Regions from separate parts of the Mus musculus genome. Here regions 2, 3, 4, 5 and 6 are each linked to region 1. Evidence: chromatin loops called from intact Hi-C (ENCODE). Cell type or tissue: gastrocnemius. All regions are shown on one strand.

The links. A loop is a pair of places that touch in the nucleus more often than their neighbours do. Peaks named below come from ENCODE experiments on the same cell type or tissue, not always from the same donor. Only the 100,000 strongest peaks of a DNase experiment are listed, where the experiment ranks them.
Region 2: a loop joins it to region 1, with 2.1 times the contacts of the local background. A loop is called at or near these places in 14 of 42 quality-filtered maps.
Region 3: a loop joins it to region 1, with 10 times the contacts of the local background. A loop is called at or near these places in 22 of 42 quality-filtered maps.
Region 4: it touches region 1 in a loop (4-fold over the local background); 20 of 42 quality-filtered maps call a loop at or near these places.
Region 5: it touches region 1 in a loop (5-fold over the local background); 25 of 42 quality-filtered maps call a loop at or near these places.
Region 6: a loop joins it to region 1, with 2.8 times the contacts of the local background. A loop is called at or near these places in 6 of 42 quality-filtered maps.

The regions. Positions count from the first base shown.
Region 1 is chr1:64,917,028-64,921,027 of GRCm38, forward strand. All of the region lies in intron 3 of Plekhm3 (pleckstrin homology domain containing, family M, member 3), which reads right to left. Among named protein-coding and RNA genes, the nearest start is that of Gm51628, 32 kb to the left of the region's middle. In gastrocnemius, a CTCF peak has its summit at 2,084 (motif pointing left); DNase peaks (open chromatin) are centred at 1,916, 2,090 and 2,234; H3K4me3 peaks cover 1,205 bases; H3K27ac peaks cover 2,120 bases.
Region 2 is chr1:64,615,970-64,619,969 of GRCm38, forward strand. It overlaps Mettl21a (methyltransferase like 21A), which reads right to left and starts at 1,795. Exons shown (of 3, transcript NM_025964.4): 1 at 304-1,795. The coding sequence starts at 450. In gastrocnemius, a CTCF peak has its summit at 1,806 (motif pointing right); DNase peaks (open chromatin) are centred at 1,259, 1,790 and 3,113; H3K4me3 peaks cover 2,672 bases; H3K27ac peaks cover 3,021 bases.
Region 3 is chr1:64,735,721-64,739,720 of GRCm38, forward strand. Fzd5 (frizzled class receptor 5) reads right to left here and starts at 2,030. Exons shown (of 2, transcript NM_022721.3): 1 at 1,413-2,030; 2 at 1-1,133. The coding sequence starts at 880. In gastrocnemius, CTCF peaks have their summits at 192 (motif pointing right), 1,877 (motif pointing right) and 3,102; DNase peaks (open chromatin) are centred at 334, 722, 1,477, 2,135 and 3 more places; H3K4me3 peaks cover 3,607 bases; H3K27ac peaks cover 2,732 bases.
Region 4 is chr1:64,715,232-64,719,231 of GRCm38, forward strand. Ccnyl1 (cyclin Y-like 1) reads left to right here. Exons shown (of 10, transcript NM_001097644.1): 8 at 2,900-3,066. Among named protein-coding and RNA genes, the nearest start is that of Fzd5, 21 kb to the right of the region's middle. In gastrocnemius, a CTCF peak has its summit at 2,491; a DNase peak (open chromatin) is centred at 2,488.
Region 5 is chr1:64,720,756-64,724,755 of GRCm38, forward strand. It overlaps Ccnyl1 (cyclin Y-like 1), which reads left to right. Exons shown (of 10, transcript NM_001097644.1): 9 at 872-1,034; 10 at 2,768-4,000. The coding sequence ends at 2,884. Among named protein-coding and RNA genes, the nearest start is that of Fzd5, 15 kb to the right of the region's middle. In gastrocnemius, no CTCF peak of the experiment used is centred here; no DNase peak of the experiment used is centred here; H3K27ac peaks cover 276 bases.
Region 6 is chr1:64,788,498-64,792,497 of GRCm38, forward strand. It overlaps Plekhm3 (pleckstrin homology domain containing, family M, member 3), which reads right to left. Exons shown (of 8, transcript NM_001039493.1): 8 at 624-4,000. Among named protein-coding and RNA genes, the nearest start is that of Fzd5, 53 kb to the left of the region's middle. In gastrocnemius, no CTCF peak of the experiment used is centred here; DNase peaks (open chromatin) are centred at 1,832, 3,022, 3,520 and 3,999; H3K4me3 peaks cover 451 bases; H3K27ac peaks cover 1,254 bases.

The DNA.
Region 1 (4,000 bases):
ACTAATTTGTCAGGCTGAACAAAGAGGGGATTTGTACCTCCTGTAAGGTCTCAATTAGGAATGGCTTCTGCTGTATTATGTGCCATTCAGAAGAGACACAATGCCGGTAATTACAGGAATTTGCACTAAATGGCTGAAGAATTCACAGCAAAACTTTTCCCCCCTTTGAGTTTACCCCTCCCAGGGCTGCAGGGGAAGAAAAAGGAAAGCAACAGCTCTTGATGCCAGAGATGCACAGTCACCAACAGCAGTCCTCAGAGGTTAAACAGCAGCCAGGGAACAGACCATAAAACCGGCAGAGGGAAGCACCGGAGGCAGCCCTAAGCCCACTCTTGGTCCCTTCCCACATTCAACTTCAGTCCCACTCATGAGCACTGCCCTAAGTGGGCCATCCAAATCACACCCAGACTACAGAACAGTCTCACGAGGAACAGTTTTGAAGGTGAGCACTGCATCCCTGTCACACCATATAGTCACAGGCTCTTGAAACTATTGTACTCAATTGCTAGGTTTCTTAATTGCTGGAAACTTAACTGTGTGCCCCAAAACCAAGAAAACGATGTATCTGCTGAGTAGGTACACATGTCAAATTCCTAAAGAAAACAAGCATGTTTTAATCTAATGTACATGGCAGTTATGAAAACCAAATTTAGAAACACTTATGGCCATATACTAGATATTTTAATAAACTGAACAATCACCTTTTAAGCATTAATATTTTTAAATCACAGGTTCCTTATTGTCAAATACAATGCTGAATTCCAGCCTGTGTTTCACTAAAGAAGCACACCTCATTTTCTATCGTAGACGCTTTTGACAGAGGCCATAGAAAAGCATCCCCAAATAACACTTCTGCAGCACCTCGCCCAGCATGCATTGCTCTGCTCAAGAACTTTCTGTGACGTCATGGTCAAACATGAAGTTCATCTGCATTGAGTGCCTTTTTTATAGTCCAGAAATGATCTTCTACAGTCCTACCTGGCTCTACCTACCTCTGACGGCTCGGGGATCTGGAATGTGGCTGTCACATCTGTGAATCTGGTCGTGGCTGCTATTTGGCAGTTACCAATGTTATTATTTAATATCTAACATTCCTAGCTGCCTACAGTCTAATGAGGGAAGGGGTTACGTCCACATTTCTAACACTCTGACCTCAGGCACAGCCATGCACTTGGCAAGCAGAGAATAAGCAAACGAGCACAGGAATGGGTTCTCAGCCGTCAGGAGGTGGGACTGGAGAGCTCAGGGGTCCTCAGGAGACTGGCGTGAACATGGTTAGCTTTCTGGAGAGCTCAGGGGTACCCAGGAGACAGACTTGAACATGGTTAGGCTTCTGTAGCAAGGGCTTGCTAAGCAGCCACGGAGCTGGAAAGGAAGCTATGCAGCTAGCACACACAACTATCCTAAGTCTAAGCATGAGCCAAGAAATATGGAGTTATGGCTCCCCATATAGCTTCAAAACCATAACCTCAGGCATCCTGGTATGGTCATGCTCCATTTTCTCTGTAGGAACTGTTTAAAACTTAAGAGACCTAAGAAGTCTTCACTTAGAGAAAGAATTTAGTGAAACAGGACCAACGGTCCATATTTTATATATGTAAAAGCCAATATTTGTAGCTCCTCTAAATAGCAACCAAATGACAACAGAATTAAGAGCCTACTCAGTGCAACCTTATTCATCCAAAATATTTAATGGGGGAGGGACTAAGTAAACATTAAAAACTTAACAGTCTAAAGAGATACACTAAAGCCATGAAAGTCTGTGAATTTGCTTCTCAATGAGTGCATGAAGTCCAATGTGCTAAACTGACTGGCAGCCTGGAAGGCAGACATGCTAGTTCTCTAGCTGCTTTTCCACCCGGTCTGTGTCATCAGCACACAGTTACAAAAAGCAAAGCAAGTGATTTAAATCACCAATGCTGAGAGAAGCATGGATCCTTAAAAGGGCCATCTGCTATAGCAACCTCTTGGACGACTAACAGCCTCCCACTAATTTAAAAAACATTCAGGTTTGTATAACAAAGCTTTTTCTTTTCTTTTCTTTTTCTTTTTCTTTTGAGACTCTGCCCCCTACAGGACACACAGAATAATTCCCAACCTGAGGCAGAAAAACAATCTTCCTGGTTTAGCACTGGGAACGAAAATGCCTGCAAACCACATATGCTGTAAAGGGAGTGAACTGGTTTTACTCTTGAATGCAGTACACTGTACGTTACACACTTACAAGTTAGCGGTCTCTCTGAGTTAGAAACGCACCTGCACCCCATCGGACTGCCAAGCCGAAGCATGAAGCACCAGCTGCGCAAGCGAGCAACCCAATTCCACTTGTAACCCTGTGCTGAGCTCCCTGCTCTCCGTACTCAGCTACCCCCAACAGTCCAGATTTATCAAGCTCCAAATTTAGACAGCCAAGGGATGCGTCGTGTCACAGGGAACTGGGTGACAGACACTGCCAGAAAGGTCTGCTCTCACCCATTATGTAATACTTTCCCTCTTCTTCGCTTCCTTCTTCGGGCCTCGGCTCCTCGCTTTGCCTTTCCCTGTTTTTCTCTCTCCAAGCTTTAGTTGCACTGGGCCTGCTCTCCAACACTCCCTTTACTCAATGCAATGCAACATATGGGCAATGCATGCTCCTTCAGGAAGCAAACTGAGAGACAGGTGAGAAGTGTTAACTGAGTGGCAGCCTTCACAGCCCACGCAGGGCTTTCTTCATTCTCTTACTATACAGTCTCTTAAGGCAGAGACTCCAGTGACTAACTTGAGAACAAGGCTGGGCTAGTCTCCTATTTTCCAATTACAAGGAATTTATGGACTCTATCAGCAATCTAATGTCACACAAGTAAGTATATTATGAATTCAGGATGCCTATCCTGTAAGCAATTAGTAGAGTATTACTGAATGCCTGAATTCCAAAATATAATAATATAGGCACCAAAAAAACACTGAAATGCTAACAATTTCAAGAATAAGTAAAATAAATAAATGACAAATTAAACAAACCAAAACTACTAAAGGTAGTATTTTCTTATCAAAAACACTTCCAAAAGTAGTTAACTGGTTCAGCACAGGTCTGCTCTTGTCATATATACAGACACACACACATTACCTCCTATGGCTTCTATGCTGGCTCTCAACGTGTTTTTGTTTTCTGAGACAGGTTTTCATGATCAATCCTAGACTGGTCTCAAACTGGCAATCCTCCTGCCTCGAAGCCTTCCCAGTGTTAGAACTACAGGTGGCACATCTGCTTGTGCTGGTATTTCTGGCTCAGAGTTTCCCCTTTTGCCATCCTCACTGCAAAGTTCCTATGCACAGTCACTAAGACCCTCCTTAAAGTCCATTGTTTTCCGATAGAAAGGTGGCCATCGTGACTCTAGTGAATTTAAAATGTAGGTTTTCATTCTGACCATCACCATTTGCTTTTTTCAATGCAGGGCAAGAACAGAGCATAAACTCTTGGCTGGTGGTGAGATCTTTTCACTTTTAAACGCATATTTATAAGTCTACAATGCTTGAATTAAAAATTTCTCCATCAGGCTTCCAATTAAGTCTGTCTTTGTGGTAAGTTATCATCACAAATGAAAGGGAGGTAACTTTAATTTAGCTTAGTAGGTGAACAAATCTGGTTTAGGGGGAGGTCTTTTCTCACCTTTCTCTTCCTATTTCAGTGTTTGTGAGAGGCGAGGAGAATGGGGATAAAGAGGAATAGCACTGTTGAAGAGCTCTGAGTGAGGTCCACTCTGTCAATCTTACAGTGTTCCAGGGACACTGGGCTTCTTCCCCTCCTATCTCAGCAGTCATCTGCTCTTCACCCTCTTTTGGCCATCCCCACGCTGTCCTCAATACTGACTTTATAGAGTCTACTGGAACAAGATTTGACAAGGTCATGATCAATTTCAGCTGCTAGCTAGGAACAACATTTGCCTTGCCTAAGGAATGTCAGTAGTTAGCTGGGATGCAAAGTTCTGTCATGAAACAATCTGTGACATGCACAGTTACA
Region 2 (4,000 bases), 300 kb before region 1:
GTCTTCCGGTCCTCACTGGGCAGCTAACTAAGTCATTTCACTTCCCTCAGCTTTGCAAAGTGCAATGTATGTAAGGGGGCAAAGGGAATGCCTGGTGGGCAAGGAGATGCAGGGACCATGAAAAACTGTAAATAATGTAATGGGTGTACTACCATGGATGTGCTGAACCACCCAGTGTTTTTGCAGACTTTACATTGGTGGAGACTATATATGAATCATATCTCAATAAAGCCATCAATTTCCTTTTTAGAATACAGTCTTGCAACTGTGGATGTTTTCAAAGGCCCTGCAGTGCTGACTTACCGCATCCCACACCACTGCAGCAACTCCCAGTTGCCTCCAGTCCTGACGGATCTGGATGGTGTGGTTCGCAAAAGAGAAGGTGGCGAGAGGCTTATGGAATTTCTGGAGCCCTATTGCCGCGCTCTCCTCATAGGGTACCAGGGCCATTTCTTCTGTCTATCTCTGCTGAGACCTGTCATGCAAAAAGAATCCTGAGTGTCACCAGAGTCAGAAGTTGAGTGCTGTATCTTACTTAAGTAACTTGGAAAAGCTGTTGACGTTATTACAAGTTCAAACTAAGAAATAGACTGAGGTGCATCCAATTTCTTCAACAGCTTTTCCTCCGAGACTTGAGGGAAGTGAAAATTGGCTCTGAATTGGTGTCAACTAATAACTCTGAGGAGGAAACGCCTAGAAATCTCTAACTACTGTGGCACCCTACAGGCTCCTGTTACTACTTGGGCATTACATAAAGAACGGTACACGAAGTGACAGTGACGGCCCTGGGCACCTGATCTGTCTGGACCCAGCTCCCACATTTTTGTTTGTTTGGTCCGCCAACCTACATCCTCATGTTCAGCTAGGACAAAGGAGCCAAATGCGTACTTCTGCTAAATCCTAAGGGTTCGCCCTGCCTTTTGACCCTAGAAGGCTCCCTACGGCAGAGTGGATGGAGTCACCCTGGGGGCTGGAGCGGACAATACTGGCGGACAACCCGCGGGACAAAAAGCACGTCCCGCACGACACCCGGGGGCCACAGATGCGCTTCCCTCGCGCCCACGAAAGAGTCCCGGGAACCCAGCATGGTGGGAGCAGGGCTCTGCAGAGACTCCTTTCGGACCCTCGGGTGGAGGCTTGGCGCCCACACAGCCCGCTGGCCACCCTGCAGTGCCTCCACGTAGATACTCACGGTTCCGGGAGGGTACCCGAGCCGCGCAAGCGCACAGCCTTGCCCAGTCGCTGTGCGGAGCTCCTCCTTAAAAGGCTGGATTGGCAGAAGGCGGTGGAAGCTGGTTCCGGGAAGAGAGACGCGGGTTTCCGGTCCCCTTCCCCGGTACCGCCGCTTTCCCCTGGCCCGTGCTGTGTAGTTCCTGTGAGGCCCTACGGTTTTGGGGCGCCAGGGAGGGCGAGTGCACAGGGGCGTGGGGTGCCTTGCATGGGAGAAAGGCCGACCTTAAAGTGGACAGTTAGTCGGCGACGTTGGCGCCCAAGGATGCGTAGCGAAGTAGAGAACTAAACGTAGTCACCGCGTTTGGTGGCAGTGAAGTGGGAGAGAACACTACCGAGCATCCCTAACCACGGCGCGGCTGGGGAGTGGGCGTGCGACGCCCAGGCCGGGTTTTGAGCCCGACCACATGCGCTCGGGCGCTCGCGTCGCTCCACGCCGCCACTCTGCTGGCCGAAATGGACGCCTTTCTAAATCCTGGCCGGCAGCCTCGGCTGCAAACTCCATCCCCGGACCTGGCCACCCAAGGGTCTCCGCGTGCCGGACCCTGCCGAGCCGCGACCGCCCTCGCCTCTCCCGGCCGGCAGGGGGCGCGCCTGACCTCCACATTCCAGCACCAGCTGCGGGAGACTGGGGACAAGTGGCCTGCAGTAAACTGGGGACCAGTAAGAGCCCTTTCCTCAAGTTACTGAGTTTCCTGTTTGGGTCTTTTCTTCCTCCGTTTTTTCTCTTAGTAAGTTTTCTCCTTACTTGCTCCATGGCTTTGTGCTATCTCGGCTTCTCAGCTTCCCCTTTTCCTTTTCTTATTAAAGCTCACGTTTTTGCGCTAGAGAGAGCTAATCCGATTTCATCAGTGAATACGCACAAGTGAAAAGACCACACCACGTTGATATGTAGTTACTAGAAGAAGAAATACCTTTCTTCCGTGTGTTTTCTGTTTTATTTCTTTCTTTTGGGGACCTAAACTAGGCACAGGAAAGTGTAGACTTTGGGTCAGAAAAACATTCAAAAATGTAAATGGGTTGACCTCCCCAGATTCCTGGGATCTAGCTAACCATTCTGTCTCCCTATTCTCCATCTTTCCACTGAAAATGTATACACACACAGGGGAGGATTGCATACATATGTATATGACTTTAAAACTTCCCCCAAGCTCTCCAGCACACTGCCAACAAGAGCATTTGCAACATTACATTTACTTACCGTGTTCCTTTTGCCCCTCCTAGCTCCCAGAGTTGTAATTATTGCCGACTTGCTTAGAAAGGGCACACATCCGCTTAGGAAAATCAACATCTATAGCAGTGTAGACATTAAAGAGAGCACAAACAGAAACCACTGGTGAGCCTCTAAATATCTGAGAAGAAAGACTTGTTTAATCCTTGGGGGAGAGAGTAATGAGCATTTGATAGAGTACATATTTAAGTGCTCAGCCTGCTATATGGCTGTCTTTAATATGCCCAGGGATTTTCCTATCCTTAGTTCATACTTGACCATACAAATTGTTCTTACCATCAGAACGTGGGTGAAAGAGCCCCTCGCAGCTGGGTAGTTGCTCCTTTCTCACTATCCCAGGGCTTTGGTTTGGTTTAGTTTAAAACAGGATCTCTCTTCTCTACATAGCCTTGTCTGCCCAGGAACTCACTATATATGTACCAGGTTGGCTTCAAACTCAGATGCACCTGCCCCAGACTGGCAAGTGCTGAGATTACAGGTTGTGTGTCACCATGCCTAGCCAAGGCTTGTGTCTTAACATCCAGGCTCTCTTTAGCACCAGGTCCCCGGTTGGAGCTTCACAACTGAAACAGGAGTGAGAAAGAAACCTTTGTAATCGTGGAGAACAGAGCGTGCTGCAGCATTGCTTAGGTGGTACCACAACGGGGGGTGCTAACAACTTGGGAGACTTCCAATGTGAGTGAGGTAGAGGGGCTGGAGAAATGACTTAGTGGTTGAGAGCGCCTTTTGCTCTTGCAAAGGATGCAGGATCAGAACCCAGCACCCACATGATGGCTTACAAAAATCCAAGACTCCACCTAAGTGCCACGGACCCAGTGTCCTCTTCAGTCCCCTGTATGCACAAAGCACACATACCGTAAACATGTATGTGCCCTCAAAAGATTCATACAAAATTAATGAGGTACATGTTTTAGTGTGACTGTTTGGCAAGGTAGGAATTCTTTTGGAGACCTTCAAGGCTTGTAAGATCTTCCTCGTCCTCTTGACTCCCAGGTGTCATTGTCAGTTAAGAGGACTCGACTCCTTAACCACGTTGTACCTCTAAGAACAGAGAGGACACTTCACTGGCAGCCTCCCTTGGTTTTGGTTGTTCAGTTTTCTTTCAGGCAGGTTCTCGCTCTACCGCTTGGCCTTGTCTTAAACTCATGACAATCCTCCTGCCTCGGCTTGCTGAATGAGATGTTGATGTGTGAGCCAACAACCCTGGCCTTCCTTTCAGTTTTTCTGAGGATATGCAAAAGGGTCTACTTTTTGCATTGTCTGGGGTGATTCGGAAATATATCTAAATATAACGATTGTGCTTTTTCCTTATAGAAAGATGCCCTGGGCTCCTTCCTGTGGTCCTTTCCTGGGATATGACAAAACAGGGAACAAGCTTGGTTCCCTTCAGACATGTAGCCTCCCTGTGCCCCTTCACAGAGTGATGGCTGGCTGCCTTCCTGCATACTCAGGGTAGGCTACATACAAATAGGCCAGAGGTAGTTAGCTGACAGTGAAGGAGTTCAGGGAATGCCACACTGAAGTGCAGAGGCTGGGGAT
Region 3 (4,000 bases), 180 kb before region 1:
CATGGCCCACTACCAGGCGCACCAAGAATCCCAGTGACACACACAGGTAGCACGCAGACAAGAAGATGATGGGGCGCTCAGGGTAGCGGAATCGTTCCATGTCAATGAGGAAGGTGGCAACGGTGGTGGACGTGGAGATGAAGCACAGCACAGACCACAGGCCAATCCAGAAGGTGGCGAATGTGCGCTCGTCCGGGCTGAAGGACGGCTGGTAGCAGGGCACCGCGCAGTTGGGCACTTGGCCGGTGCGCACCTTGTTGTAGAGTGGGTGTGACTCCTTCAGGATGGGCACGAAGGGCTCGCGGCACGTGCACACGGATGGGCCTCCCGAGGGGCACTCGCCCCCGGAAGATGGCGCCCCTGGTGGTCCTGGGAGTGTAGGTTTGGCCGGGAAGGACTTAGGGGACGCGGTGGTGGCTTCGCTTCGGTTATAATCCATACACAGAACCTCGGCGTCGCCGCCCAGCACAGGGAGGCGGTCGCAGCTCATGCGCTCGGGCCAGGCGAAGCCGTACTGGCGCATGAGCGGCGAGCAGCCGGCCTTGGCGCGCTCGCACACGGAACGGCACGGTGGTAGCGGCTTGTGGTAGTCAGGCAAACAGATGGGCGTGTACATAGAGCACAGGAAGAAGCGCAGGTCCGGTGAGCAGTGGATCTCCACAAGCGGCCAGAATTGGTGCACCTCCAGGCCTGCTTCGTCCTGCGTGTCATGGTTGAACTGGTTGGGCATGTGCGTCAGGTTGTAGCCGATGCCTCGGCACATGGGCACCGTGATTTCCTGGCACACCGGGGCCTTGGAGGCGGCCGCTGCCCGGCCCACCAGCTGCGCCAGCAACAGCAGCAGAAGAGAGGGAGGCGCAGACGGGTCGGGTCGAGCCATCGTCTCCTTCTTCCCTTTGCCTCCCGCTGCCTGAGAGGGTCTGCGTTGGCCGACGAATCTGCGGCCGGGGCTTCCCTCTCCGGAGTCTTGAGTGTGACGCCCGGGCTGGCAACCTGTTGGTTTCTTTTTCTCTTAAAGAAATCCGTCCAAAGATAAACTGTTTCTGGAAGGCGCTGCCTCCGCCGGCAGCACTCAGTTCCACACCAGATAGGGCTGGAGGGATGATTAGGGCTCCGACTCCAAGGACAGAACTCTTAAAAGAGAAGGTAGGGGAAAAGAAAAATCGCAACCACTCCTCTTAGAGGAGCGCCAACCACTTGGTCTCCGCAAACCAGCTCCAATCTCAAGATTAACTCCTTTCCTCCCCTCCTCCTAGAACCAAACTTCAGACGCCCCCACCCCCTCCACCCCACTGCCCGCGCCCGCCTCTCTTTTCTGGCCCGGCCCTGCAGGCTGTGCCTGGGGCCAGAGAGCTCAGTCCCCGAGATGGGGGCAGAGGAACCGGGTGAACTGGGAAGACGCGGGCTCTCACCTCGGAGGATCCTGCTGGGCGGCAGATGTCTGCGACCAGCCGGGCTCCTCAGTCGCGCGACTCCGAATCGGGCCAGAGCTGGGAAAGTTTAACGACAAGCTAGGTACCTGTGGCGGCGACACATGGCAGCAGGTGGAGGGCGTTTCAGAGAGCAGGGCGCCCCTCGACCATGGGCGGCGCGGGCCGGTCACTCGCCTTCTCTTCCTTCGGGGCCCCCTGCATGATTCGGGCAGAGCAAGGCAGGGGCAGGCCGTGCCTTCCACCGGCGTCCCGGGGCCGGGACGAAGGGCAAGGGCGCCGGGCAGCACTTGAACTGCGCGGAGGGGTGCGGCAGCCGGAGGGGACCCCGCCACCTCACAGCACAGCGAGCAGCCAGCGCTGGTCGGGCGGGGACTGCATAGTCCGCACCCGCCGCCGCGTCCCGCCAGCCGCTCGCCGCCTCCCCTGCAGGGGGCTCCGCGCTCCAGCAGACTCCGGGGGGCGGTGGCGGCGCTCTCGGGACGCGCCCCGCTCGGCTCCTCCCCCGCGCTCTCGCACTCTTTCGCCCACCTCCAGGGAGCTCCGAGCTGTGCGCGACGGCAGAGGACAAGTCGCGGCCGCAGGCTGACTGCCCTCTCCCGCCCCGCCCGGGTCACCTGCCTCTAATGCCCGCCGGGAGGCCCCGCCCCGGGACCGCCCCTCCCGCCCCCTCCCGCCCTGCCCCGAGCTGGGCCGTCCCACGAATCGCTCTCCGGGTCCCCGCCCACCGCCCCGCTGTCCTGGCCTCTCCGCGAGCGCCCCGCGGCCCCGCCCGGAGCGGGCAGCGGAAGAGCGTCGGCCAATAGTGGACCGGGAAGTTACGAGGGCGGGGTCAATGCTAATGAGTCCTCCCAGAGAACCCGGGCGGGAAACCTGGCCCCAAGTCCTTCTGGAGTTCTCTGCGGTGGTTCACCAGGATGGTGCTCACTTTCCTGAGGGCTCTGTTCTCTGAACGCCGGCTTCCAGGGCCTCCACCAGGCCACCTCTCTCCAGCTGAGTGTCCTTATCGAGGTCTGGCGCTTGTTTAAAGGGATGAGAGGTCAATTCGGTTGTGCCACCTGTCCTCTTTCTAAGCTGCCTTGTGCTAGGTGACAGACGTGCTAGTACTTAATGAGCAACCTCGTGTTAGTTAATCGTTTACACCTTGATACGCGATCTGGATACCGTAGGATTCTGAGGCCAGAACACCTCAGAACTTGACCTACACAGCTGAGCTAACAAGACAGCAGAGACGTTGACAAACTTGTGCCCCTCCCTGTGCGAGCTCCTGGCACACAATAGGCGCTCTGACCTGGAATCCCAAACCAGAAGCTGGGCAGCAGAGTTCACAATCTTTACCACTCACCCCTCCCTTAGAAATATCGATATTTCCCAGGCTTTGCCCTTTTATATATAACAAAATCTTGTCCTTGTGACAAGAGAATGAATTTCTTTCCAGTTTTGGAAGTCTCTAGAGACGTTAGTCCTTAGCAGTTGCGGTTTATAATCCCTGGCAGATCCGAATTTGCCCACAGAGAAAAACTCTTGAACTGGAGCAGTGTACAGCTCAGGGTGCTTGGTCCCCCAGGGTTGGCTGCTGTGCACTCTGGCGAGGTTGAGACCGGATAACCGGGGCGTACTGGGGCAGTGGGAACCGTGAAAAGACCTGCTGCGCACAGTCAACGCAGGGACACGCAGTGGCGCTCTCCTGATGGGTTAGTATACTCCAAGTTTTAAATGTCCCACAAATGCCTCTCTTCTACGAGTTCTAATTAGGCTGGGAGACCGAGGTGTTTAGCATGCTTGAAATTCGTTCACACGCTTATGAAGAGGCTTTAAATTGTAGACTGCTCCTTCACTCCTCCTTCCGCTGGGGGAGGGGAGTGGGAGGGATTTGAAGTAGGGGAGGGCATAGGAGTACTTGAAGGACTCTGAACTGGCCTCACTGACTGAGATCTGTTGGGTTGTTATTGTCTTCTGTGCCGTCTGTACGGGCTGAAAAGCCATCTTCAGTTTATCAGCAAGGCGTTGTGGAGGCTAATGAAACTCCGTGTTTAATCTCAGACATCACAGCTAAATGTTTATAATGTATATTGCTTCATTCCCTAGAATTCTACCTCTTTTATTATTCTATCTCCCTAGAATTTAATCTCTTTAGTTCTTAGTAACTGCTTGGCCCTCGGGGTCTAGAAACATCCCGGGCTAAGAATTATTGGAGGGGTGAAAAACTATAGCACACCAGTCAGATAAGGAAGGACCCGTAGTGGAAAGTATGTCCAGCCTGCCGACATGCCAAGGGAGGCTGCTACACTTTATGTGCTGTGTATGTTGCTGCGATGGACAAGTGTTGGCTAATAATAAAAATTATTTGGAAGTTGGAGAATGTAAACTACTCACACTGGAATTCACCCAGGAACCTTGGGTTGTTCCACTTGGTTCTGCCTAGACCATTACTGTCTTACTGCTCTGTCAACCTTCCTTAACAACAAAAATCTGACTTTTGCTTAGAGATCCCAAGTAGTTACAGTAGTAATGGAAGGGAACGTTGGCTGGGTGTGGTGGCTCAGACCTCTAAATCCAACACTCTATAG
Region 4 (4,000 bases), 200 kb before region 1:
AGTGCATGTTATTGTAGCATTTAGGATTTCACTGCCCCTACAACAGATGCACGGAGATAAGTCAGATGCTTGGCCCTGAGGAAAGGTGACTACCTCCTCCTTTACCATCAGTTAGACTCAGAAGAAGCCATGTGCTGTGTTCATGAGCAGAATCGCCCTGTGGGCACCAGTGCTGTGAAATTGGGTTGGAAAGAGAGGTGGCAAGGTCCTTGTTAGTGAGGGAAGCTGCATTCCTGGAAGAACAGAATGGCCCTGCCTGGCCAGTGAATAGCCAAGACTGCAGAGTGAATTTGAGTCAGAAGTAAAGAATTAAAAATATTTGTTGAAGTGCAGAGAACATTAGCAATGAAAATAGGCAGCCAGCCCTCACAGATCTATCTTCAGTGTTTGAGAGACAAGTCTACTGGGGAGGAGGAAATGCAGGAATGAGTAATAGAAGGCAAGATAAGACACTCCCACAATGGTAAGGCACTCCCACCAGGCAAATGCTGAAAGAGGCCTCAAGCGCTCCACACCTCTGTTGTAGCACCAGGCAGAGGGAGGGGAGAGGGAGGGAGGGTGGGAGAGAGAGAGAAAGAGAGAGAGAGAGAGAGGAGAGAGAGAGAAAGAATGTGAGAGCGAGCACATGAGATGGAAGTCTTGCCTTGAGATGATGTCCTGGTAAGGAAGACCACGGGTGTTTTTGCAGATAGTTGCTTTTAGCCATGAAAATTAAGCATGGTAAAAACAACTGGAGAGTTTTTGTTTTAGATAAATGAGCAGAATACCTCCTTAGAGAAGTGGCATTTAAACAGCAGCCTAACTGCAAAGAGGAAGCAAGAAGCTTAGGTGTTATAGGCAGTGGAGCAGTGCCAGACCAATGATTTTCAACTTTTGGGTCGTGACCTCTTCTATCTCCAAAAATATTTTATATTATGATTCATAACAATAGCAAAATTAGAGTTATCAAGTAGCAGCAAAAACAGTTTTATGGTTATGGGTCCTGCATTAAAGGGTCGCAGCATTAGTGAGATGGAGATCCTCTGGGTAAGTCTGTGATGAAAGAACATTCCATGTACTCAAGGAAAGTAGGATGGCCATGTGGGGGGAGTAAGGACTAAGGGAAATTAGGGGTCAGTCTCACAGGGAGGGAGGTTCCAGGTTGGTTAGTGACTATTGCTAAGTCTTGAGCATGGGGAAAGTGACATTAATTTAGGAGGCTTTTCTACCTGTTTTTGGAGAGATAGACTATAATTGGAGGTCAGAAGAGAGGCAAGTAGAACGTTAGGAAGCTGTACAATGGTATGTGCAAGCAGTGAAAAATGCCCAGGATAGAGATTTGTTAGATTGCCAATAACAGACAGGTGTTGCTTGCAGACTGGAGAAGGATAACAGAGTTTAAGCTTCTACAACCAGGCAGGTGGAGAGGTAAAGAGGTCTGAATCTCTAAGTGAAGGCACTGATGAATGGCTTGGCAAGAGCTGTTTCAGAATAGTGATAGCAGCCAGAGACAGAAACAAGTGGGTGCACTAAGTGGTTGGCTGGAGGTGGGCTGGCATGTTCGTGATCTGCTGCTGAGCTGAGCTGAACAGAGCAACCAGACATTGACATTGAACTAATCTCTGGCTGAGATGCTGTGCACAGTGGAATGGAGCCAGACCCACAAAACACAAGAGTTGGCTTTGGTTTGAAGAAAACCAAGTCCTCTCTTGCAGTGACACAGGACAAGTGTTACTGAGGACCAGGACCTACCATACCTGTCAGTAAGGGCAGCCACGGTTTGCCAGTGCGCCACTGCTCTCTGACTACTTCTGGAACAGCCGGGGTGTCCTGAGAGAAAGATTCATTCCTCAGATAGTTGAGAGTTCCAAGTATGGGGGCTGGAGGATAAACTCATAGAGAACGTGTCATATTTGGCAGACATTTGTGTTTGGGAAAAAAAAATTGAGTTTGAAGAACATTACGAAATCTGAGCCGTTAGTCTAATGACCTTAAAAAAATAGTGATTATCTCTTACAAGTAAATTCCTTTTTTGCCTTTTTTATCTTGATAAAAAGCACTTCATACCATATATGGGCTGCCTTCCACAGCTGAACTTGACATCTAGTTTCTACCAATTAAAGATCATAAATACTTGTTGGGGAGCTTCTCTTGCCGTCCTCCAAACGGGACTGTTTGCATTAGCATAGCACTTGCATTGTCTCTAGGGTGGTCACTAATCTAGAGGAGATTTAAAACCGCGTCAGAAAACAGTCATAACAGGAGTTCAGGGCCAGCCTGAGCTGTATGTATAGTGATACCCTGTCTAACAAAGCAAACACTCATGATCTGCCTGCTTCAGTCTGTGCAGTGATTAAAGGCAAGGGAATTAATGAAATTTCAGATTATGTAAGAGAGAAAATGGCTTTTAGGAAGTGAGAGCAGAGAAGGGGAAATGACTGTGTAAAGGACCATCCTTAGGTGCAGGTGGCTCTGTGATGGCACAGTGCCTGTGATGCTGCTCTACCCAGCAGCCACTGGGAGGCTCTCTTGTCCTAGTTCCACACAGGGTTACTGTGAACTGGGAAAGGTTTAAATAATCTCAGGGTAGCTTGGTTTTTATACACTTAAGCCCAGCATTAGCATGCCTGTAAAATTACATGTGAGAAACTTGGGTTTAATGAACAGCCTGAATCTGCACTGAGCCTGTTTGCTGCTCTGCAAGCATGAAAATGACACCAGTATCACTCACTCTTCAGGATGCCCTTAACTAGTGACAGTCCTTGTTCTGATGAATGGGCCGAGTGGGCAGCTTTAGATCTAGCCTCTTGCTTAGGTAGAGCAGAGTCTCTGAAGACCTGCCTAGGGAAGCACAGAGGAGGCCTGTCATCCACACATTCAGCACACACCATGAACTAAAGCTCAGCTCTCTATTCCTCAGGTTTACTTAGAGAGGCTCCTAACTTATGCTGAGATCGACATTTGTCCCACCAACTGGAAAAGAATTGTTCTGGGAGCCATTCTTCTTGCCTCCAAGGTTTGGGATGACCAGGCTGTATGGAATGTAGACTACTGCCAGATCCTCAAGGACATTACGGTTGAGGACATGTGAGTATATAAGGTTTTGGAATGCTTTCAGAACCATTTTTCTAGTACTCTTAATTTGCTACTATAAAGTTTTACATAAAACTTAAAGAATGTTTTTAAAGGCTGTTTAAAACTCTTGTTTAAAGTTCTTTTTTGTTTGTTTTCCAAGACAGGGTTTTTCTCTGTATAGCCTTAGCTGTCCTGGAGCTCACTCTGTAGACCAGGCTGGCCTCGAACTCAGAAATTCACCTGACTCTGCCTCCCGAGTGCTGGGATTAAAGGCGTGTGCCACCTCCGCCCAGTCTTGTTTAAAGTTCTTAAAACTTTCCACCATGTATGTGTTTTGTTATATTGTATTTCTGTTCAAAAGAATAAGTTAACTAAGCAGCTACTTAAGCAGTGGAAATAGTCATAAAACTACATTCTTATCTCTAACTTTACAGCAGTTCATAGCTTCCATCATTAATTGGTAGGTCTTGTTATAATATGTTTAATAATATGCTTGATAAATTATTTTTCTTGTTGGTTTTGGTGACCTTTGCAAGGACAGCATAGTACAGTATATATGCTATTACTTTTTAAAAGCCTCCTCCCCTTTTAAGGGGCTTTTGAAAGGATCTGCCTGTGTTGATGTCTCAGAGCATCTAGTCTTCTGTAAGGTTTAGCTTGAGGCTGAGTCATTCATTGTCTATTTACTCTTGCTGTCCCCACTTTTAATCTGAGCATTTATAACAGAAACTGTGAGGTACAAAAGTAAAAGTTTTACTCTGCATGTGGAGAGTTTGTTTTTAGAAATGGTCTCATGAGCCAGGAAGCTCCAGGATTCCTCTCAGGCAGTCCTAGAAGCAGCTCAGAGGTTTCACTGGGTTATGAGGACACTCAGCACTTGCCCAGTTACAGCAGCGCTCTGCAGGCCCCAAGCTCACTGAGAGCATAGCCTTAGTGATGGCCACTA
Region 5 (4,000 bases), 200 kb before region 1:
CTCTGTGTCTGTGTCCCAGGTAGGGCAGCAAATGCTTGCAGTTCTTATTCTCTGCACAGGAACCAGATTTGTTTGTCCAGTTCTCTACTAGGTGTAGTATACTAAAGTGGGTTTAGTGTAGCCAGGACATCTGCCTTTGATTTCTCTGCTTTCCAGAATTTAAAATGAGTGTCTTGACTGTCATATTAAGAGTTTGTCACCTTAGTGCAGTATTAAGGTGAGCAGAAACTTGGATTATGCCCTTTTGACATAGCCTTATGTGCTGGGGCAGGGGGAAGGGATTGCCTTTCCCATCCAGTGTAGCTTATGTATTTATTTATTTATTTATTTGAGATGAATCCTTGTTGCCTCAAGAGTTTTTCCCCCTCAGAGATAATAGCGTAGCTCTCGATGGATCCATTTGTTGCCGTGGTGATGTGCCCACTCCTTTTGTTGGCGCTTCTCTACTTCAATAAGCCCCTTCCTGTTATCAGCCCGGTGAAAATGTCTGCAAGTTCTTCAGAGCTAATAAACAGCATACATCATTCCTTTCATCTGCTCACTATAGCAGGCCTTGTGAGTGAGCACGAAGCATGAATCGTACAGCTGCACTAATGGAACTCTGAAGAATGAGCCTGCAAGTCAGCAGCACAGATGCATGAGAGGGCTGGACCCTTCCCCTCCGCCCAAACCCAAGAGCGCTGGGATGTGGAAAGGACCACAAATAGCTGAACCTTATTTGAACATTAGTATTTTAATCCAGCTGGGTAGTCTTCACGTGTTCCAAAATAGAATTTAGAACAATCCTAGAAGCTCTGAATGATACTTTTGAAGATAGCCCAGTTGACTAAAATTGTCCTGTGTGAGTTTTGATATGTTTCTCCTCCTCCAGGAATGAGATGGAAAGGCATTTCTTGGAGCTACTCCAGTTTAATATTAATGTTCCTGCCAGTGTTTATGCCAAATACTACTTTGACCTTCGCTCCTTAGCAGATGACAACAACCTGAATTTTCTGTTTGCTCCTCTCAGCAAAGAAAGAGCACAGAACCTAGAGGTAAGGCTGTGTTCACTAAGTGGGGTTTCCTTCCAGCCACCTGGCCAGCATCTGTGGAGACAATGGAAAGCTTTAAACTAACACATTGAAGAGGGCATTATCTCTTTGGCATCGTATTTTCTGGGCCTTTTATGGTTTCTCCAAGTATCTACATTATATAGAGAGGTAAATATTGCCGCCTCTGATCATAATTCAGAGTCATTTTAATCAAATGTAATGTAGTTTTAATAGTTTCCCTATTGATGGGGTTGGAGAGATGGCTCAGCAGTTAAGAGTATTGAATGCACGTCCAGAGGTCCTGGGGTTCAATTCCTAGTACCACGTGGCAGCTCACAGCTAACTGTCTTTTAATTCCAAGATCTGACATTCTCACACAGATATGCATGCAGGCAAAATACCAATGCACATAAAATAAAAATAATTGTTCCATATTTAAGCTCTGTATTCCCACAAAACCCTTCTTGAAACTTCTTGAAATTATACCCTTAATCACAACTCTGCTTCATTTCACTCAGTTGACAAATTGTCAGGGTTTAGATACCATGACTGTATTAGCATTAGGGGCTCAACTGAGACCTTTGTTAAGAGTGGTAATGGGGCCAGAGAGCTGGCTCAGAGATTGAAAAGTGCTTCCTGTTCTTCTAGAGGATCTGAGTTCAAATACCAGCAGTCACATCCAGTGCTTCACGATTGTGGGACTCCAGCTCTAAGAGATGGATCAAGCACCTTCAGATATCCATGAGTAGCCCTCCCCCTCCTCCCTACCACAATCATAAATAAAAATGTTTTAAAAATGAAAGTGGTATCTTATATAAGGCAAGGTGATATTTCTGGCTTAAAATTTTTAATAAATTTAAATTAGAAATAATAGAAACTAATAAAAATCAGTAAATAAGTCATACCGATTCACATACTTTAGAATGGAACTCCTTAAGGCCCTTAGTAATTTAGAATGTTTTTCTACTATTAAATGTGCTAGTGAAATAACAACTTTATAAATGCTTCAGTCATTAGACTCCTGCCATCGCATACAGCATTTGCCCACCTTGTTAGCCTTGTTTTTAGACTAATGAAAAGTGAGTAAATACTAATTATGTCTGCACAGGTGTGTGCTGTTTAAAAAAAACGGTTACACAAGTAACATGATGATGATGTAAAAACCTGTCAGATCATCTTCTGTGTCTTTGAGAACTGTGCGTGGTACATGTATCTGCAGCTGGCATAGGTGGCTTCCTGACTCACTCTTCATTTACAATTTAAAATAAGGTCTCTCATTGAATCTGGAGCTCACCAGTTGCTAGACAGACCATTGAGGTCCTGGGCTTCTCCTATCACCACTGCCTAGCACTGGGAAAACAGGCATATGCCACTGTGCCTGGCCCCTTCCATCCATGCCAGGGAATGCAAACTCGAGTTCTGCGTGCACTGCCAGCATTTTACTCTCAGGACAGGGGTGTCTCTCCCGTAACTTAATAAAGTTGCCCTTTAATAGGCATTTGAGTCAGGACTCTGGAAAGATTAGTCAGTAGCTGGAAGTACCTTCCGCAAGACAGCACTGTTGCCCTTCTCTTCAGATACCTCATGTGGCTGCATTTGTTAAGAATCTAAAGGATGGCTTAGTATACCAGGAGGTCCTCGCCTGCTCCTTGGAGTAGTTTGTGTTGCTTTTTATTTTGTTTCCTTAAAGTTGCATTCCTTTTCAAACCTCTCTGTTGTTTGATTCCCTTTTCTAGGCCATTTCAAGATTGTGTGAAGACAAATACAAAGACTTGTGTAGAGCTGCTATGAGAAGATCTTTAAGCGCTGATAATTTCATTGGTATTCAGCGCTCTAATGCCATCCTCTCTTAAGAGAGAGACTCGAGGAGTAAGAACACCAGGGACTCCTCATAGACAGGCTGGAGCAACAGCACCTCTCCTGATCAGAGAGCAGCAGAGGTGGGACTCCACGGGATGGGAAGACCTCGGATTCAAGAGACTCTGGACAGTGACTGCTGACTCCATAGGAAAGAATGGGACCTTGTCAAAGCAACAGCTCTCTGTCCTTTGTAATGTAAACGGTTACAGAAACCACTCCACAGCAACAGCGCTGACCACAGATCGTGCTTACCATGTAGGCCAATGGCTGTGAAATATGCGAGGTTTTTACATTGTTTCAATGTTTAGACTTTTGTTTGAGACAGGGTCTTACATAGCCTGGGCTGGCCTCAAACTAAGTATACGATTGAGGCTGTCCTTGAACTCCTATCTTCCTGCCTCTACCTCCCAAATGCTGGGATTACCATGCCTGGCTCAGATTTTTAGACTTTAAAGACACTAACCATATAACTTTGGTTTTTCTTGCCCCTGCCCCACCCAACTGCTGCATATGCTTTTAGAATTGATGCATTTCAGTATTACCATTAAAACATGAGAATCCTTCTCCATTTTTGTGGTGCTGGGAATCAAATTGAAGACCTAGCAAGTGCTTGGTAAGCATTTGACCACTGAGCAACACTCCTCAGCCCCAAACAGGATTCTTAACACTCATGAAACCACCTAGGAGCAGATTGTAGCCTCATTAGGTATTAAAGGTTCTCTCACTGTATCATCAGAGCTGCTAGTCATTACTGGCAATCAGTTTAAATTACCAGAAAGCTGCTGGAAACACTCGCCATTCACGTTGTTCGTAAGCGCTGCTTGCTGGCATTTTGGTGTGTTTGGAGCCATAGAGAGAGAGTGTCCTGTGCTGACCACTTCTGTTGCGTCCACGCTGCGTTCATTTCCTGTTCACTACTAATGGTGCTTCTCATCCTCTGATCTCTTCTCTCTCGTGTGTTAAACAAGTGTATTAAAGATGCTTCATAATGCCAACAACATAGCAGGTCAGTGAACATGATCCCATAGTAAAATACAAGGGGTCCCCAAAATTAGTGATTGCTTCACACTTACTGCCCTGTGGGCTCTCTGGGGACACTGCAACAGAAG
Region 6 (4,000 bases), 130 kb before region 1:
AGACACTGCTTCTTCCACACGTTACACCTTTGTCCTCCTTAGCCTTTCTTGTCAATTTGACACAACCAAGAGTCACTTGGGGTGGGAGTGTTAACTGAGGGGCTACCTACGTCACGTCTAGATTAGGTTGGCCTGAAAACTCTTTCCTCCCTAAGAGGCTTCTACCACAGTGTTTATCACATCAACAGAAAGCAAACTCCGGTAATATTTTCTGTAAATGCAGAAAAGGCTGAGAACACTATAAGGTTATAAATCCAGATGTAAGAGATATTTAAAGCACAGCAGGGCTGGAGAGATGGCTCAGCAGCTAAGGATGCTTGCAGCTCTTCCAGAGGACCTGGGTTTAGATCTCAGAACCCGTATGGTGGCTCACAACCATCTATAAAACCAGTTCTAGGGGAATCCAATGCCCTCTGTTGAACTCCTTGGGCAACAAGCATGAGTGTAGTATACAAACACACAGCAAACCTCTCACACACATCAAACAAAAAGGTCTTAATCCCCCTTCTTCTACAAAAGTAAATAGCCCACTCTCAATAGACCTCAAATCTTGATTTTGCCAAGGGCTCACTTCCCCATTTCCTGAAGATTTTTTTCTTAAATAAAGCTGATATGAGAGAAAGTACTTCCATTGTCATTTATTGAGAGGGAGAGAACTTTATACATTAGGAACAGGTGCACTTAAATTATTGTGACAGATAAATGTAAAAAAAAAAGAGAGAGAGAGATGTCCTGTCAACAGCACAACTTCAATTTTATACTATTACAGTTACTAGCTTTAAAAATAATGTAAACAAAAATATGGATAAATTAACCAAAAAAGGCAATCAGATCCAGACAACAGGGACCACGTAAACTAGCACATTAGCTATTGCGAATAACTAACAGAGAGAAGGAACAGCTCAAAGGCACATCCTGATTGCTTCTGTACCGCATGAGCAGAAGGAAGGGGAATGACTCGGATCTGAGCTAGGAGCCCGAGAACGAGCTATACAGGACCATCCACGTCACACACTCTTGCTCTTCACCTGCAGTCTTGGCGTCCTCCTCCCTTTATCATTCCTTGGAGACAGGTAAGGACTGTTTACAGTAAGAGCCGGACAGGTAACCAGAGGCAGAGCTCACTGCAATGAGGGCCTGATCCGGTGGCTTGGTGGACTGCCCCGGCGAAAATAGGGACACTGTCATCCACACACATCCCCGAGGCTTCCCACCTTCTACGTGGAACACAGGTGGCAAGTAAAGAGAATCTTTATACAATAAAGGAAAAAAATCCTCCTGTTGATGTCACTTCTGAACCTAGTAAAGACTAAGTTCACAGACTTTGTCATTCACTTCTGCATAGCTAGTTTTCTTTCTTTCCCCATTGACTGTGGTGACATGACATTCCCCTGAGTTTGGTTAATGAAAGCAAGCAAACAAAGAGTGGCTGAGAAACATCATAAAATAAAGTCAAAACATTGTATGATTATGCCTATTGTATTTCCTGGTAAAAGTGCCAATGGCACCGAAGAAACTGATGTTTCACTCAGATAATGCGTTTGCAATGTGAATCCCTTTACTTGTGAAGTTAAGGCACCAGGTTAAGCAAAGGTGGACGTGCATCTCGGAATACACAGGCTCCAGGTGGGCTGTGTACTGAACAAGAGCCAGCAGGGAAGCGCGAAGGGATCCATAGTTGGTTGAAGGGTCCTGCAGGCTTCAAGTGGGTCAGAGACTAGACTAGACTATAAGGCACTCCTACAGGGAGATGAACCGGTGGGAAGGAAGGGCCGCTGGCCAGTTGGTCTCTAGGTGGTTTATTAACATGAGCCTCAAACCTGGCCCAGGGCTGAGGAAGCAAGCAGGCAAGGCAATCATGGGAGGGGACAGGGCTGGGTTACAGCTTCCAAGGCTGGCCAGATGGGCCCAACTGTGGAAGAGCTGTCCTAGGTGTCTTGTTCATCTGGCCTGGGAAACAAGTGGCTTCACTAGGGAGCTTTCTAAAACGACAGCAGCCAGCGTCTCTTTTCCCTCAGAGCAGAGCCCTAGCAGAGCAGCCTGGGTCCCTCTCACTAGTGCCTCCCATCACATCAGAGCCTACTCTATGGAGACAGTGCTACATGCCATGGTCACCAGGAACCCATCTTACATAAAACACACTGGCAAATGCTGGAGAGGCTCAGCTACATTTTCCCTTTCACCCAGAGTTTTACAGTGATGTAGATTTTTTTGTTTTAGCCCCGCACCCACTAAAACATACCAGAAAACAAACAAACAAACAAACAAACAACCTCAAGTCAGAGAGTTTTGAATCTAAAGGACAGAAGTGCCTACAGAGAGACTACTGGGTGCTAAAACTTAACTGTTAAGAAACTGTCCCTGTGACAGAGATCAGCATTGGTTAGATTAGCTGAGGGGTTTACTCACGTAGCTTGTAGTATGCTGGGGTCAGGCGAGTGGGACAGGCAGAGCAGTGAGCCACGTTCCTAATGCCCACCACCACTACTGAGTCAGTACCAAGGAATGGATGACAAGGGCCAGAGGCTCCAGGGAGAAGTGGCCAAGGAAGAAAGGGCTAGCTTCTTTCCCCTTTGTCTCAAATTCCTGACATCTCCACATTATTTCAGAAGATGAAAAGTCATGTAGAAAACTCCCAAAACAATATTGCACACTTCCCTATTTACCATAAGAAAAACCAAATCAAACAAAATAAAATAGTCTGTGTTGGGAACAGGCAGTATTCCAACTAAGGGTCAAAGCCTAATTTCTAATCTGACTATTTCAGCAAAGCTTGGGAGAAGACCCAGAGCTGATCTGCAGGGTGAGAGGGCAGAGCTCCCCTGAACTAGCAGCAGAACTTTTCTCTACTTCCTTGCTGGCAGCGGGCTTTGCTCTTGGTGCTCAGGGTGTGTGGCATTACTGTGGTCCTGTATCACTGTGCTCCTGCTATCATAGGTAGTTTGTGTCTGGAGATCTCTGGGCCACGGATGGAGAATGAACTTGCAGGGCTGCAAGCCAAGCTTCCTGGAGGAGTTGCAGAAAGCAATCTGTCAGTGCTCATGTGCAGTGTGCACACATGACAAGCAGAGACAGGCCAGACCTCACCGAGGGTGTGCTGCAACTCAGCCACAGTGACAGAGTGACACAGACACCTTTGTTTTGGGGCAGCTGAGGGGAATCACAGCACGGGGCTATTTCAGACTGTATTGGAACCTTCGAATCCCGAGGCACTGTAATCACACACTCCTTTTTTTTTTTTTGGTAGAGGCCTATTATAGAAGAATCAAGAAGCAGTTAACCTTTCAGCTCATCAAATGTAAAAACTCCCAAAAGATGGCTGTTATTCAGCACATGAAGTCAGGGGGAAGACAGAGTTTGCATGGTTTTCATATAAGGCTGTGTCCAACTTTGGGAACAGGCAGCCCTGGAAAGAACTCCTCTCCCATCAGAGCTGACTGCCTTTGGAGCACCCTGCAGCCTTCCTACTGCGGTGCAAATGCAGGTCTATTTTAGGAACTGGTTTCTTAACGGTGGGGTTGGGTGCCAACACTTCCCCCGGGCTGGATGGTGTCACACATGAGTTTCTGGCACTAGCAGGAGGGAATTCTTGTGCTACACCAGGGAATGGCTGTTTAGTGAAAAGCCGTTCCCTGGGCTTTGCAAGCAGCTCCAGGAGATTAATGGACCGTTTTCCATTATGCTTTACGTGTATGGTATTTACTGAGATGAAAAAAAAGGAGGTGGAAATGCACAGGCTTGCTTTTGTTTCGATGGTTTCTAAGCAGTGGAACAACTACCTAACACTGCACCAAGTCATTTGTTAGACCTGAAAACAGTAAGGGCCTTCATGCACTCTGAGACATTCTGGGCTGAAAATAGCAATTTTGAATTTTCATGGCAGATCCAACTCCTGATCTGGCTCCACGGTGTCCTATCAGATTCCGGTGGTGGTGGCAGAGAACGCTGTTGTGAGTCCTGAGCGGGCATGGACCATAGTGAAAACAGAAGTAGCAGGACA